Linked DNA regions of Homo sapiens: region 2 is linked to region 1. A link is an interaction called in ENCODE POLR2A ChIA-PET data of the cell type or tissue named here. Cell type or tissue: PC-9. All regions are shown on one strand. Each heading gives the region's core, and the rest is flanking DNA. Links, peaks and the distances in the headings are about the cores only.

Evidence for each region. Peaks named below come from ENCODE experiments on the same cell type or tissue, not always from the same donor. Only the 100,000 strongest peaks of a DNase experiment are listed, where the experiment ranks them.
Region 2: POLR2A ChIA-PET joins it to region 1 with 7 read pairs; 3 of 35 experiments call an interaction of 5 or more read pairs at or near these places.

Annotation. Positions count from the first base shown.
Region 1 is chr6:18,343,797-18,350,956 of GRCh38, forward strand. No RefSeq gene overlaps it. Among named protein-coding and RNA genes, the nearest start is that of RNF144B, 40 kb to the right of the region's middle. In PC-9, for the core only: no CTCF peak of the experiment used is centred there; a DNase peak (open chromatin) is centred at 3,675.
Region 2 is chr6:18,279,660-18,286,819 of GRCh38, forward strand. No RefSeq gene overlaps it. Among named protein-coding and RNA genes, the nearest start is that of DEK, 19 kb to the left of the region's middle. In PC-9, for the core only: no CTCF peak of the experiment used is centred there; no DNase peak of the experiment used is centred there.

The DNA.
Region 1 (7,160 bases), core at 2,266-4,765:
TTAGAAATGGAGACTCTCAGACCCCACTCCAGCAAGCCTAGCATGTTGGGTTTGCCTGATGATGTGGCATCCTGTTTTTCTATATCATACTCATTTCTATTAGTGTGAGTCAGCATCCATGAGTTTGATTAACGTCAAGACACTGATGAAGTCATTGCTGAGCTTGTGAGGCTGAGAGCCGACCCTGGGCAGAGGTGAATTTATCAAGAGAATATCCCTAAAGGGGTGGCCCATTGGCTGCCTTCAGGTGACCTCCCTTCTTGTGGGGTGTACTTTAATTTTAGCATTGAGACCCACTACAAATTGCCTCAGATAACAGCAGGGGGCTCATTTCCATTCTGGCATGTGCACTCCAGTGAACTCCCCTTGTTCCCAGATGCATGAACATGCTTCCTCAAGCTGCTTTTCAGCCAGCCTGGACTTCAGCAGTTTGTGAGAGTCTTTGCAAATGGTGAAGAAAGAGTCTTGTTGAAATCCTATTCGGTACATCTGTCTATGAATTATTATAACTTTTTTTCAGGCTGGGTACCGTGGCTCACAACCATAATCCCAGTACTATGGGAGGCTGAAGGTGGAGGATTGCTTCAGTCCAGAAGTTTGAGACTGGCCTGAGCAACATGCAAAACCCCATCTCTAAAAAAAAATAAAAAAATAAAAAAAGCCAGGCATGGCGGTGCACAGCTGTGGTCCCAGTTACTTGGGAGGCTGAGGCAGGAGGATCACTTGAGCCCAGGAGGTCGAGGCTGCAGTGAACTTTGACTGCACCACCGCACTCCAGCCTGGGTGACAGAGCTAAAAACAAACAAACAAACAAAAACAACAAGGATTTTTTTTTTTTTTCATTTTAAAGACTACTTATTCAGAGCAGTTTTAGGTTCACAGCAAAATTGAGAGGAAAGCATATGGGATATTCCATATACTCCCTGTCCCCACACATTCATGGCCTCCCCTGTTCTCAGTATTACCCACTACCTCTGGTATGCTTAATAGTTTTTAATTGAAGTACATGATTTATTCACACTTCGTTAGTTTTTTTTAAGATTAAGAACATTTATTGCATTTATTTTCTTTTTTTTTTAAATTTTTTTAGTATTTATTGATCATTCTTGGGTGTTTCTCGGAGAGGGGGATTTGGCATTAGTTTTTACCTGATATCATTTTTCTGTTCTAGGATCCCATCCAGGATACCATACTCTATTTAGTCATCATCCTTCCTTAGGCTGATCTTGGCTAAGTTTTTCAGACTTTTCTTGTCTTTGATGACGTTTTAATTTTGGGGAGTACTTTCAGAGTATTTTTAGACTGCCCTTCCATTGGGATTTGGAATTTGTTGGATGTTTTTCTCATGATTAGATTGGGGTGCTAGGATTTTAGAAGGAATACTGCAGCAGAGTGTCTTTCTCCTCACATCATATCAGGGGTACCGACTACCTCTTTAAAGACAATATCTTCAAATACAGTCACATTTTGAGGTGCTAGGGGTTAGGACTTTAACATGTGAATTTTGGGGGAACACCATCAGGTCCATAACACTCCTCAAAGGAGTCTCGGATAGATACACATTTTTGCAAAACATTAACAAGAAAGGGCAATCATTAGTTATGTTTGTTTTTTTTTTTTTTTTTTTTTGAGACAGGGTCTTGCTTTGTCACTGAGGCTGGGATGCAGCCTCAAACTTCTGGGCTCAAGTGATCCTTCCCCTGCTAGCCTCCCAAGTAGCTAGGACTACAGGAGTACATCACCATGCCTGGCTAATTTTGGTTTTTGTTTTTGTGTGGAGACGGGGTCTCACTATGTTGCACAGGCTGGTATTGAACCCTTGGGCCCAAGTGGTCTTCCTGCCTCAGCCTCCTAAAGCACTAGGACTACAGGTGTGAGCCACTGTGCCTGGCCTGGTTATGTTCTTTGGTTTGCCTTACTGACACTACCATTATTGCCATGAGGCAGAAGTCTGACCCCTCTAGGACAGTCTAAGACACAGGCATCTGGGGATGGGGACTTGGAAAGCAGCCACTTTGCAATGGGAATGCTATGACTGAGGATTCTCGGCTATGGGCAGCATAAGACCACTGGGTACCCAGTGGGTATGAAGGAAGTGAGAAGAGTTTCAGGGCAAGCTGTATAAGAGGTTATGTGACATTAAATAGGAAGTTTGTAGTAACCTACTTTTTATGCAACATGGCTCTGCCTGTTATTGAAAAGCATCTTACTTTAGCTGCTTGACCACTGAGAATCTATAAGAATGACCTCAGGGTCAAATATATGTAAGAAAATTGGGTGATTCATATTGCAACAGTGACTACTTCTTTGCGTACCTGCCCCTCAGTATGAGGTAGAAGAATCTCCGTCCCTGTTTTTAGCTTAGGATTATTTAAGAGACCTCCTGGCTTGATGCATACCTGGCCAGAAAGGGAATGAATGACTGTTGTGCACTGAATGCATATCCCTGCATCATAAGTCCAGTTTCTGAAGCTAAGTTTGTTATGACCTCTTGGACAACAGATCCCACCAGTAAATGTGGTTAAATGTCTTTAGCTTATTCAGCCATGGCAGAAGGTAATGGTGTCGAGTTTTTTGTGTTTAATGTCATACACTCATCATCTAAGGCCGGTAACAACTTGGGACAACATAAAAAAATGAGGTTGATTCAAGTCACAGAGAGAAAGTTTAAATGGAGAGAGCCTGAACTATGTTGCTGATTTCTTTTCTTTTCTTTCTCTCTGATGGAGTCTCACTCTGACTCCCAGGCTGGAGTGCAGTGGCACGATCTCGGCTCACTGCAAGCTCCGCCTCCTGGGTTCAAGCGATTCTTCTACCTCAGCCTCCTGAGTAGCTGGGATTACAGGTGCCTGCCACCACACCCAGCTAATTTTTGTATTTTTAGTAGAGACGGTGTTTTGCTGTGTTGGCCAGGCTGGTCTCAAACTCCTGATCTCAGGTGATCTGCCCGCCTCAGCTTCCCAAAGTGCTGGGATTACAGGGGTGAGCCACCGTGCCCAGCTGCTGATTTCTTAATCTGTGGCAAGGACTACTAGTTGCCTTTCCAAATTCCATTTTCAACTTTTCCTTTAGCAACAGAACATTAGCTTAGTTAAAGGCTATACTCAGCCTCCTTTGCGGTCAAGCTGATGTAAGTCAAAGTGTTGTGGGAAGCTCCAGAAAGGCTATTGAACTTGGCCCTTTAAGAAAGGGTAGACATTTTGTTTCTTTCTCCTTTCCTCTTTCTGCTGGTCTCAGATGTAATGGCTGGGATTCTAGCAGGCATCTTGGACCGTGAAGTGATATTGAAAATAGAAGCCTGACGTGAGATCACAGAGCAGGAAGACAGAATAAGCTCAAATCCTGAGTGACTCAAGCAACTGCAAGGCATGCATGATTGTGTGCAGACTTGAAAAGTTTATTTATTTAAAAGCTTTATTTATTTATTTTTTGATACAAGGTCTACTCTATTGCCTGGGCTGCTGAAGTGTAGTGGTGCAATAATAGCTCACTGCAGCCTTGAACTCCTGGGCTCAACCGATCCTCCTACCTCAGCCTCCCTAGTAGCTAGTACTACAGGCACACAACACCATGCCCAGCTAATTTTTGTATTTTTTTGTGTAGAGATGGGGTGTTGCTATGTGGCTCAGGATGGTCTCAAATTCCTGAGCTCAAGTGACTCTCCTGCCTTGGCTTGTTAAAGGGTTGGAGTTACAAGCATGAGTCACTGGGCCTCGCCAAAATTTTTTTAATATGAAAGAGAAACCCCTCCTATCTTAAGACACTGTTCTTTTTTTTTTTTTCTTCTGAGATGGAGTCCTCTCTGTCACCCAGGGTGGAGTGCAGTGGCACGATCTTGGCTCACTGCAAGCTCCACCTTCTGGGTTCACGCCATTCTCCTGCCTCAGCCTCCCGAATAGCTGGGACTACAGGCGCCCACCACCACGCCCGGCTAATTTTTTGTATTTTTAGTAGAGATGGGGTTTCACCATGTTAGCCAGGATGGTCTGGATCTCCTGACCTCGTGATCCGCCGGCCTCAGCCTCCCAAAGTGCTGGGATTACAGGCGTGAGCCACAGCGCCCGGCCTGAAGTAATTTTTGAGATTGGAATGATAATGTGGATATCAGCAGATTCTGAGACTCAGAAAGCATCCAGATAATGACACTGTCCCTGAAGGCTGCACTCTCTGGCTTTACTTCTGAGGAAATAAGTGGAACTCCAGCCTTCCACACTTCCCTCCCTCCACCAAATTGAAAGGTACTTCTCAAAGTAATCAGCGGAAATTACAATGAGCTTAGCAGCAGAGAGCTGGAGGCTAAATAAATGTGCCTTTAAATTTGACCTGTAGGTGAGCTGGATTGAGGCAGAACAAGGGTGGCTTTTAGATTTTTATTTTCCCTGAGCACATTTAATGCACGGGTAGCTGGGGAGAATCAGTGGGGGATAAAAACCCAACCTGATTTCCCAGGCTATCAATTCTGTCTACTTGACAGTGATTTCTCCCTTCCCTAGAGTGTTTTATAGGTTCTGTTAGTTGCAACCCTTTTTTCAAAGTCTTAGAATACTAACCTTTAATTTTATTTTAGAATGCATACTATAAAGATTGTGATTTATGGATCAATGTCTCATATTCATGAATAGCACTAGCTCATGGTATTAATGGGGAAAGGCAGATGAAATGGAAAGGAGCCGGAGGGTAGGCTGTGGTGGGGCACACTGTGAGGGGCAGAACTTGGGAAGCGGCCCAGGCGCTGAAGTCTTACCATGTGCTCCAGCAGTATGGACATTCACCCTTCGCTTCAGTGTCTTTGATATGTTGGCATGATTTCCTATTAAGAAGACCCAAATCATTTCAAATGACTGGTGATGTGTGTGAGAGTTTGCAGAACTGTATGTGTCTATGGCTGTGGAGAAAGAATGGGGGGGAACTCACTTCATTAATATTTTACAGTAACAACTACTTCTGAAAGGTTTTAAATGTAACTCGTGAAAAGCACCAACTTTCGTACATAACATTTTCTCCTTTCGAGATTGCTAATTTGTGGTGCAGTTTGCTATAAGATCATCTTGTTTTGCACTCTATCAATTTAATTCTGTTCTTTTATTTAAATTGCTCTGGTTCCTCCCTGTCCTTCAACAATCATTATTATTAGTAGCCTAACCACAGGTATATATCTAATGTTGTCTACTCTAATTAAAATACACAATTGTTTTCATGTTTGAGTGTTCATGCATCTCATATAATTTATTCCTTTGGAGTCTATCCAGTTTGCAAAACAGACAAAATTTTGAATGATTAAGGGCTGAATAAAATATTTTCTTGCCATTGCAAATTCAATTATGTTTTGTACTTTGCACTGGATAACAACTTAAGTTTCCTAAAAAGGCAAAAAATTTCAACACATCAATAAGCTGGACATGTACTGCATGACATTCCAGGTTCTTAGAAAATGAGATTGGAAATAGAACAAATGAATTGTGTCATTAGCACTGCCTCTTACTGGTTCCATGAAAGGAATAAAAAGGATTACTGCTTTACTCAGTAAGGGGAAAACTCTAAGACTTAGAACTTAAGGTGGACACAGCCTCTCTTAATTTCAAAGGAGCTACATTTTGAGCCAGATTTAGTGTGACCAGTTGTTCCAGTTTGCCTGGGATTGGGGGTGGGGGGTGGTTTTCTGAGACATAAGGCTTGGTCTTTCTGGCCACCAGCCCCCATCCTGAAGCTACCTAGGAGCTTATATGCTCCTGTAACTATTCAAAAAATTCCAAAAGTGTTTGGAGTTCTGTGCCAGGACCTGGGGACATAGACCAAATATGTTCCTCATTACACCACAGCTCCAGATTAGACTCATTCTCAGCAGCTCCCATGATAAGTATGACAACAGTATTTACAAATATCCCAGGGTTTTTCATCACTCTCCTAATGAAAACACTTAGAGAAAGTGAAAACAGGAGTGTGTGCCCCACTACAAAGTCTCACCTGTGAGTCTTTTACCTCAGGAATATTGTTCCTTAGGTTAAGTCATGAGAATTGTACTCTTGGACTCACGGTCCAATCCGTTCCCTCTTTTTCAATGTCCTCGTACTGTAATTTATCCCAGCTCTCTCAAGTATCTTCTCTCTCTCTCTGCCTTTTATTTTGCTCTTAAATATTCATTAAAAAGAGTATTCATTTATTTCCACGTCCCTCTCTAGGTTCCCATTGATTTCTTCATCTTTAGAATCAAATTTCTTGACCATGTTGCCTACTAGTCATCTTCATTTTCTTATCTCCAGATCACTTTTCAGCACTTTCCAAGCTGGTGTTCATCTCTTCCACTTCTTGAAACTTCTCTTGTCAGTGTTGACCTCTAACATTCCTAATCCAATGGACCCTTTTGGTCTGTTCTTTCTTGAACTTTCACCACTGTTCCACTCTGTGGTCCTCTTTTTTCCTCTTGGAGCTTTCTCTTCACTTGGCTTTCATGTATGACACCCACTTGCTCACTTGCTTTTCCTCTTACTGCTCTGGCCATTCCTTTAAAAAATGCTTTTTTGGGGCTGGGCACGGTGGCTCATGCCTGTAATCCTAGCACTTCGGGAGGCCAAGGCGGGTGGACTGCTTGAAACCAGCCTGGCCAGCATAGGGAGGCCCTGTCTCTACAAAACAAATTAGCCAGTGTGGTGGCATGTGCCTGTAGTCCCACCTACTCTGAGGGCTGAGGTGGGAGGATTGCTTAAGCCTGGGAAGTGGAGGCTGGCAGTGAGCCATTTTCATGCCATTGCATTCCAGCCTGGGCGACAGAGCAAAACCCCATCTCAAAAAACCAGAAATTCTTTTCTATTTCTTTCTTCTTTTTTCATTATTGTTCCTAAGAGGATAGGTTCTAAGCTTTCTTCACCTCAAACTTGTATTACTCTCATAGATTAAATCACATTTATGGCTTCAATAACCATAAATAAGCAGACTACTTCTAAATCAGTATTTTTACAGACTTGGTGTCAAAAAGCCTACTAGACATTTACACTATACATTTTATCTAAAATTCAACATGCTTAAGTCTGGATTTGGGTTTTTCCCTCCAAAACCACCCAATTGCTTTGATCAGAAACAAGGAAGTAACTGTTGAGTTCCCCCACATCTTCAACATTCTACAGATTCCCCACGAATCATTGAAAAGGGAAGCATCCTGCGTA
Region 2 (7,160 bases), core at 2,107-4,606, 64 kb before region 1:
GTGCAGATGCGCATGATTCGGTCAACCAAGTCCAGAAAATACTGTCTGAATTTTAAAAGTGACCTTAATTCATCCCTATAGATCTAATGTTTGCAACCTATGCCACAAAATATGCAGAAATATTCATTGCTTGCTGACCTTTGCAAAGTGTTAGCTTAGTAAGGGTAGTCATGGACAGAGCACAATATAAAATTTATTGGTTTAGGCAAAACTATTAACATTATTTTCCTAAGGTTTTTGTGGACGTGTGTACACTGGTTCTGGGACTTCTATAAATATGTATATGTTGCATATGTTTTTAATAGGAACAAAAACCCACAATAATTTTTTATTTGTGGCAGAACACTGTAAGCATTAGGTTTTGATTACTTTTTGATGGAAATTTTAAAATGACAGAACTGAGAGCTTCAAGGAAATAATTTCATAAAGATCTATTTGGAACGAGAAGACCTTTTTTTAAAAAAAGATGTTTGAAGCCCAAAGTCTGTATGCTTAGCCTCCATAGAACGGTCCTTTGTGAGTGAGTAAGGGTGGTAGATCCAGTTTTGGCAACCTCAGACGATGGATGATTAGACTCTGCCACTCTTCTCCAGACCTTTAATTTGGTCTGTAACTTGATGCTTCACTGACCCTACGCTATCCCTGCCACGCTAACTCACAGAGGAATTGTTGGCACTCTGAATTGAATTTTTTTCCCCTCCCATCAGTTAGAACATGTTTGCATAGGTTGCAGAATGCAGTTACATTTTTAGCTCAGTATTCTAAGAAATAACTTTGGCCACGGAGAGCATAGCCTTAGTGCAGCCTACACTACAAATTGCCTTATTTCATTGAGCTATGATAACTTACCAATGATTCAGCTATGTAGAAGTAATAGCGTTATAGAGTATTAAAATTAGAAGGCACTTTAAAAGTCATCTAGATTTTAATCATTTCTTTCTACAGATGAATACCGAAGTGCTCATAAGTATAATCCAAACTGAGAATAGACATTGAATTTTATATTCTTTCCAATTCTTGTAGTAATGAGAATTTTGTTCATTTGAAATGAATTTATATATGAATTTAATAATGTAGCAGTGACAGCAAAGTGGTTGCAAATCTCAGCTAGATATTCAACAAAACTCAGAGTGTGGCATTAGGCTGGGAGCAGTGGCTCACAACTGTAATCCCAGCACTTCGGGAGGCTGAGGCGGGAGAATTGCTTGAGCCTGGGAGTTGGAGACAGCTTGGGAAAGATGGCAAGACCTGTGTCTACAATTAATTTTTTTTAAAATAAAAATTTAAAAAAAGCATGGCATTAAAGGCAATGTAGGTCATTTACAAAGGCAGTGAACTACTCTATAGCAGCATCCTAGGTTTTTCATTATATTGAATGGAACTACTTCAACTGACTGACACAAGAAAAGAGTAGTACACTAAGAGAGCTGAGTGTAGAGAGAGGAAGGAGTAAGGTCATGGGTGTGTGAAGAGCATGACTTAATAAATCAGCCAATCATTCAGGAATGGTTAGCTTTCACACCCTATCCCGGAGATTTTCATATGAACTAATGGAAACTATCACTGGAGGTTCTAGCTCTCAAAATTCTATTTCCTTTTCTTTTTTTTTTTTTTTTTTTTTTCCTGAGACAGGGTCTCGCTCTGTCACCCAGGCTGGAGTGCAGTGACGCCATCTAGGTTCACTGCAGCCTTGACCTCCTGGGCTCAAGCAATCCTTCTACTTCAGCCTCCTGAGTAGCTGGTACCACAAGTGTGCACCACCATGCCTGGCTATTTTTTTTTTTTTTTTTTGTAGAGACTGAGTTTTGCCATTTTGGCCGGGAGCAAACATATTCAGCCAGCCAAGTCCACACTGGTCCAGGCTCCCAGGCTGGTCTCAAAGCCCTGAGCTCAAGCAATTCACCTGCCTTGGCCTCCCAAAGTGCTGGGATGATAGGTGTGAGCCACTGTGTCCAGCCTCAAAATCTTATTAATTAAAGCTTCTCCTGGCAGTAGTAGTACTAGTTTTTTGTTGTTGTTCTTCTTCTTCTTTTCTTCTTCTTTCTCCTTCTTCTTCGTTCTTCTTCTTCCTACTTTTCTTCATCTTCCTTGTCTTCGTCCTCTCCCTCCTCTTCCTCCTCCTCTTCCTCTTCTTCCTCTTCCTCCTTCCTCCTTTCTTCTTCTTCTTTCTTCTTCTTTTTATTTAAGAGACAGTGTCTTGCTCTGTTACCCAGACTGGAGTGCAGTGGCACAATCATAGTTCACTGCAGCCTCGAACTCCTGGGCTCAGGCATTCCTCCGGCCTTGGCCTCCTGAAGTGCTGGGATTACAGGCACAACCCACCACACCTGGCCTGGAAGTCCTACTTCTTGATGCTTTTGTCTTTCAAGATCATCTGTCTTGAAGATCTACTCTCACTAGTTGTAAAATAATTTGTCCTCATATATAGGCACTGAAAGGATTGAATTCAATCTTGAGAGAACATTTAGAGAGATATTCTTGCTAGTACCACAATTTACTACCATTTATTGAGGTACTTTACCTACATTAAGAAAATATCTTTACGGACCTAAGAAGTAGCCATTATTATTCCCTTTATACAGATCTGTGATTCAGAGAAGGGAGCATCTTGATCAAGGTTGCATACCCTTCTAACATTCCACATTGCTTCCCTAATAGATACAAGCTGTGGAGTGAGTCTATAGATGATTATATACTCATTTTAAGATATCTGGCCAGGCGTGGTGGCTCACGCCTATAATCCCAGCACTTTGGGAGGTCAAGGTGGGTGGATCACGAGATCTCCTGATCATCCTGGCTAACATGGTGAAACCCAGTCTCTACTAAAAATACAAAAATTAGTCGGGTGTGGTGGCACGTGCCTGTAGTCCCCGCTACTCAGGAGGCTGAGGCAGGAGAATCGCTTGAACCTGGGAGGCTGAGGTTGCCGCGAGCCAAGATCGTACCACTGCACTCCAGCCTGGGCAACAAAGCAAGACTCCTTCTAAAAAAAAAAAAAAAAAAAAAAGATATCTGAGCTATTTCCTAATTCTGAAAAGACTTTGCAACTAGGGCAGAGATCTTGGTCTGTTATGTTTGGTGATATATCCCAAATGCCTAGAAAAGCACTTGACACATTTAGGAAATACTTGTGGAATAGAAATGTTTAGTTTGGTGTGATCCTTCCAGATGTTTTACTATGAATTTACATGCATATACACAAGCCTAGAAAATAATAGCAAAAAGGTGTGTTTTTATATCTCATACATGAACTTCAAGATAATTCAGGTGTTACCTCAAAATTTCCCTCAATCACAGCACTTAGTGCACTGTATTGTCATTGTCTAATTATTTGTCAGTCTCCCTCATTAGACTGTGAGCTCCTTGAGAGTAGGAAGCATGGTTTTTTTTTTTTTTCATCTCTGTATCCCCAGGGATAGCACATAGTAGGACATAATAAATGTTGAATGGTTAAAAAATAAAAAATGTGTTCCAAAGCAGAATGAATCCTTAATAATCAAGATGTCTTTAAACATACATTTAAAAAAATAATTTCATAAACTTTTGGTGATTTACAAGACATCTATAATATGATAAATTTGCACACTCTCCATTGCATTTTTTTTTTTTTTTTTTAAACAGAGTCTTGCTCTGTCACCCAGCTGTAGTGCAGTGGTGTGATCTCAGCTCACAGCAACCTCTACCTCCCAGGTTCAAGCCATTCTCCTGCCTCAGCCTCTGGAGTAGTTGGGACTACAGGCTCATACCACCACACCCGGCTAATTTTTGTATTTTTAGTAGAGATGGGGTTTTGCCATATTGGCCAGGGTGGTCTCAAACTCCTGACCTCAAGTGATCCGCCCACCTTGGCCTCCCAAAGTGCTGGAATTATAGACATGAGCCACTGCACTTTGCAGGTGATTCTTTACTGCACGATAACTTTTTATTCGAGGCTTTTTAGGAGTTCTGTCTTTTAGTGTCATCATCCTGCCAGAGCAGTTATAAATTAAAATGTGTACTACTTTATTAGAATTTACTTTATGTAAATTAAAATGTATACTACTTTATTAGAATTTACTTTATGTCTCCTTTATGTTATAATCAGGAGGTTGAATTGTTTTGTTTTTAAAGTATGTATGTATTTGGCTATATTTTCTATTTCACTTCAAGATATAAAAGGGGTAGCTCACAAAATATTTGTTTTAAAAATGAACATTAGTCTGGTAGGGTTCAAGAGTCATTGTTCTATACAAAATATTTATTAATCTGAGACAAATCTAACAATTTAGCAGTAGTACAAATTTTACCTTCAGTTCCATGAATTTTTATATATATATATATATATATATATATATATATATTTTTTTTTTTTTTTTTTTTTTTTTTTTTTTAGATGGAGTTTCATTCTTATTGCCCAGGCTGGAGTGCAATGGTACAGTCTCGGCTCACTGCAACCTCTGCCTCCCAGGTTCAAGCGATTCTCCTGCCTCAGACTCCCAAGTAGCCAGGATTACAGGTGCCATGCCTGGCTAATTTTTTTGTGTTTTTAGTAGAGTCAGGGTTTTACCATGTTGTCCAGGCTGGTCTTGAACTCCTGACCTCAGGTGATCAGCCCGCCTTGGCCTCCCAGAGTGCTGGGATTACAGGCTTGGCCAGAATTTATACATTTTAATCTGCTTCTTTTGGCCTTTGTTATTTATTATGCTTTGTTATTTATTATGGCCTATGTTATTTCTTACATGAAGAGGTGAACAATTGCCTCATTACAATGGAATCTTAACACTTCTACCCTAGGAGAAAGCCTTGCATCTGGAGAGGGCTCTCTTTCTCTTTCACTACCATTCTTCCAATGCATTTGTTTCCATATCCCGAAAGGCAAAGGCTATTCTCTGAATTAGGAGGTTCATAGAAAACCTTTGTAAACACTTTGAAAGGCTCTACTTTGGGCCTAGTACAGAAAGCAACTGGCCCTCAGCCATTCTCTTGGCAGGGGTCAGCTTCCTGGTCTGCAGCTTGGGAACGTTGACAGAATGTGTGCCCCTTCCCACCTTTGTCCCCTTTTTTGGAGAGTGCGTAATTAATGCCTCATGAAATCTTGCTTTAAATTTTCAAGCTAGCCAGGTATGGTGGCTCACACCTGTAATCCCGCCACTTAGGGAGGCAGAGGCGGGAGGATCGCTTGAGGCATGGAGTTTGAGACCAGCCTGGGCAACATAGCAAGACCTTGCTTTTCACACACACACACACACACACATACACACACACACACACACACACACGGAAAAAAAGTCAAGCAACTGCTTTTAACAATACTTTCCCCCATAATATTTAATTAGTCATGATTTGTTTTCTTCTAAAGTCATACTCTCAGCCAGGCATAGTGGCTCATACCTGTAATCCCAGCACTTTGGGAGGCCAAGGTGGGTGGATCATGAGGTCAGGAGTTCAAGACCAGGCTGGCCAACATAGTGAAACCCTCCTCTATTAAAAATACAAAAATTAGCCAGGCATGGTGGCACACACCTGTAATCTCAGCTACTCGGGAGGCTGAGGCAGGAGAATCACTTCAACCTGGGAGGTGGAGGTTGCAGTGAGCTGAGATCGTGCCACTGCCCTCCAGCCTGGGCGACAGTGTAAGACTCTGTCTCAGGAAAAAAAAAAAAAAGTCATATTCTCCATTAGCATACTTTATCATCATTTAAATATTTTCTGGGAAACCATGTGAGCAGAAAGAGGTAAGAGTATTTGGAGAGTATTACATTTAAAATTGTTTTTATATCAATTTAAATTTATAAATAGGCTTATGGGCCAGGCACAGTGTCTCACAGCTGTAATCTCAGTATTATGGGAGGCCGAGGTGGGAGGAGGATCCCTTGAGCTCAGGAGTTCGAGACTGGCTTGGGCAACATAGTGAGACCTTGTATCTACAAAATTTTTAAAAAATTGATGAGCGGGTGTGGTGACTTATGCCTGTAATTCCAGCACTTTGGGAGGCAGAGGTGGGCAGATCACTTGAGGCCAGGAGTTTGAGAACAGCCTGGCCAATAGAGTGAGACTCTATCTCTACTAAAAATACAAAAAAAAAAAAAAAAAAAATAAGCTGGGTGTGATGGCGCATGCCTGTACTCCCAGCTACTCAGGAGTCTGAGGCACGAGAATCACTTGAACCTGGGAGGCAGAAGTTGCAGTGAGCTGAGATCGCGCCACTGCACTCCACCTTGGGCAACAGACTCACTTGGGCAACATGTCTCAAAAATAAATAAATAAATAATAAGTAAATAAATAATTAGGTGTGGTGGTGCACGCCTGTAGTCCCAGCTACTCGGGAGGCTGAGGCAGGAAGATTGCTTGAGCCAGGGAAGTTGAGGCTGCAGTGAGCTATGGTCATGCCACTACACTCCAACCTGGGCGATAGAGGAAGATCCTGTCCCTAATAAATAAATAGGCTTATGAAAAAGGTTAAGGAGCATTTCAGGCAATTGCCTTATTTTACATTTTTGGTTGGGAAAATACAGAGGACTTTAAAGATGAATATCAAAACTACCTCCAAATCTACCATCCAGAGATAACCACATTTAACAATTTGGTATGACTTTCATAGTTATTTACTACAATAATGTGTGTGAGTATATATGTGTACTAATTTTGTTGTTACAGAATTGACACTTTTTTCTATGCATTTTGCTTTTTGACCTACTTTAAAAGAATTTAACAATATATCATAAGAATTGCCCATGCTATTGAGAGTGTTTCTTTTGTTATCTGGATAATACTATTATGTTTGCTCACTTTCCCTGTGATAGTTTGGAAGGTAGTTCTCATATTTTAAATATCCACTACTGCTGCCTTTCGGGTTTTTGTTTGTGTGTATGTATATATGTATATGCTAATGTTTTTGTTTGTGTGCGTGTGTATATATATATATATATATATATATATATATGCACATGTATATGCATGTTTTCCCTAATCAATGCCAGGAGAAAACGGTATTTATTAACTTTATTTCTGCAAGATGGGAAAGTTGGCACATTTACTACCTCTCTCTCCAACTCCCACGTTTCCTAGTTTTTTGTTGATACAATCTAGGATTATTTAAATCAATTATTATCATTATTAATAAATGCTGAAGTCATATATTTTCTTTTTGTATTAGGTTATTTCTTGCTTCTGGCTTTATT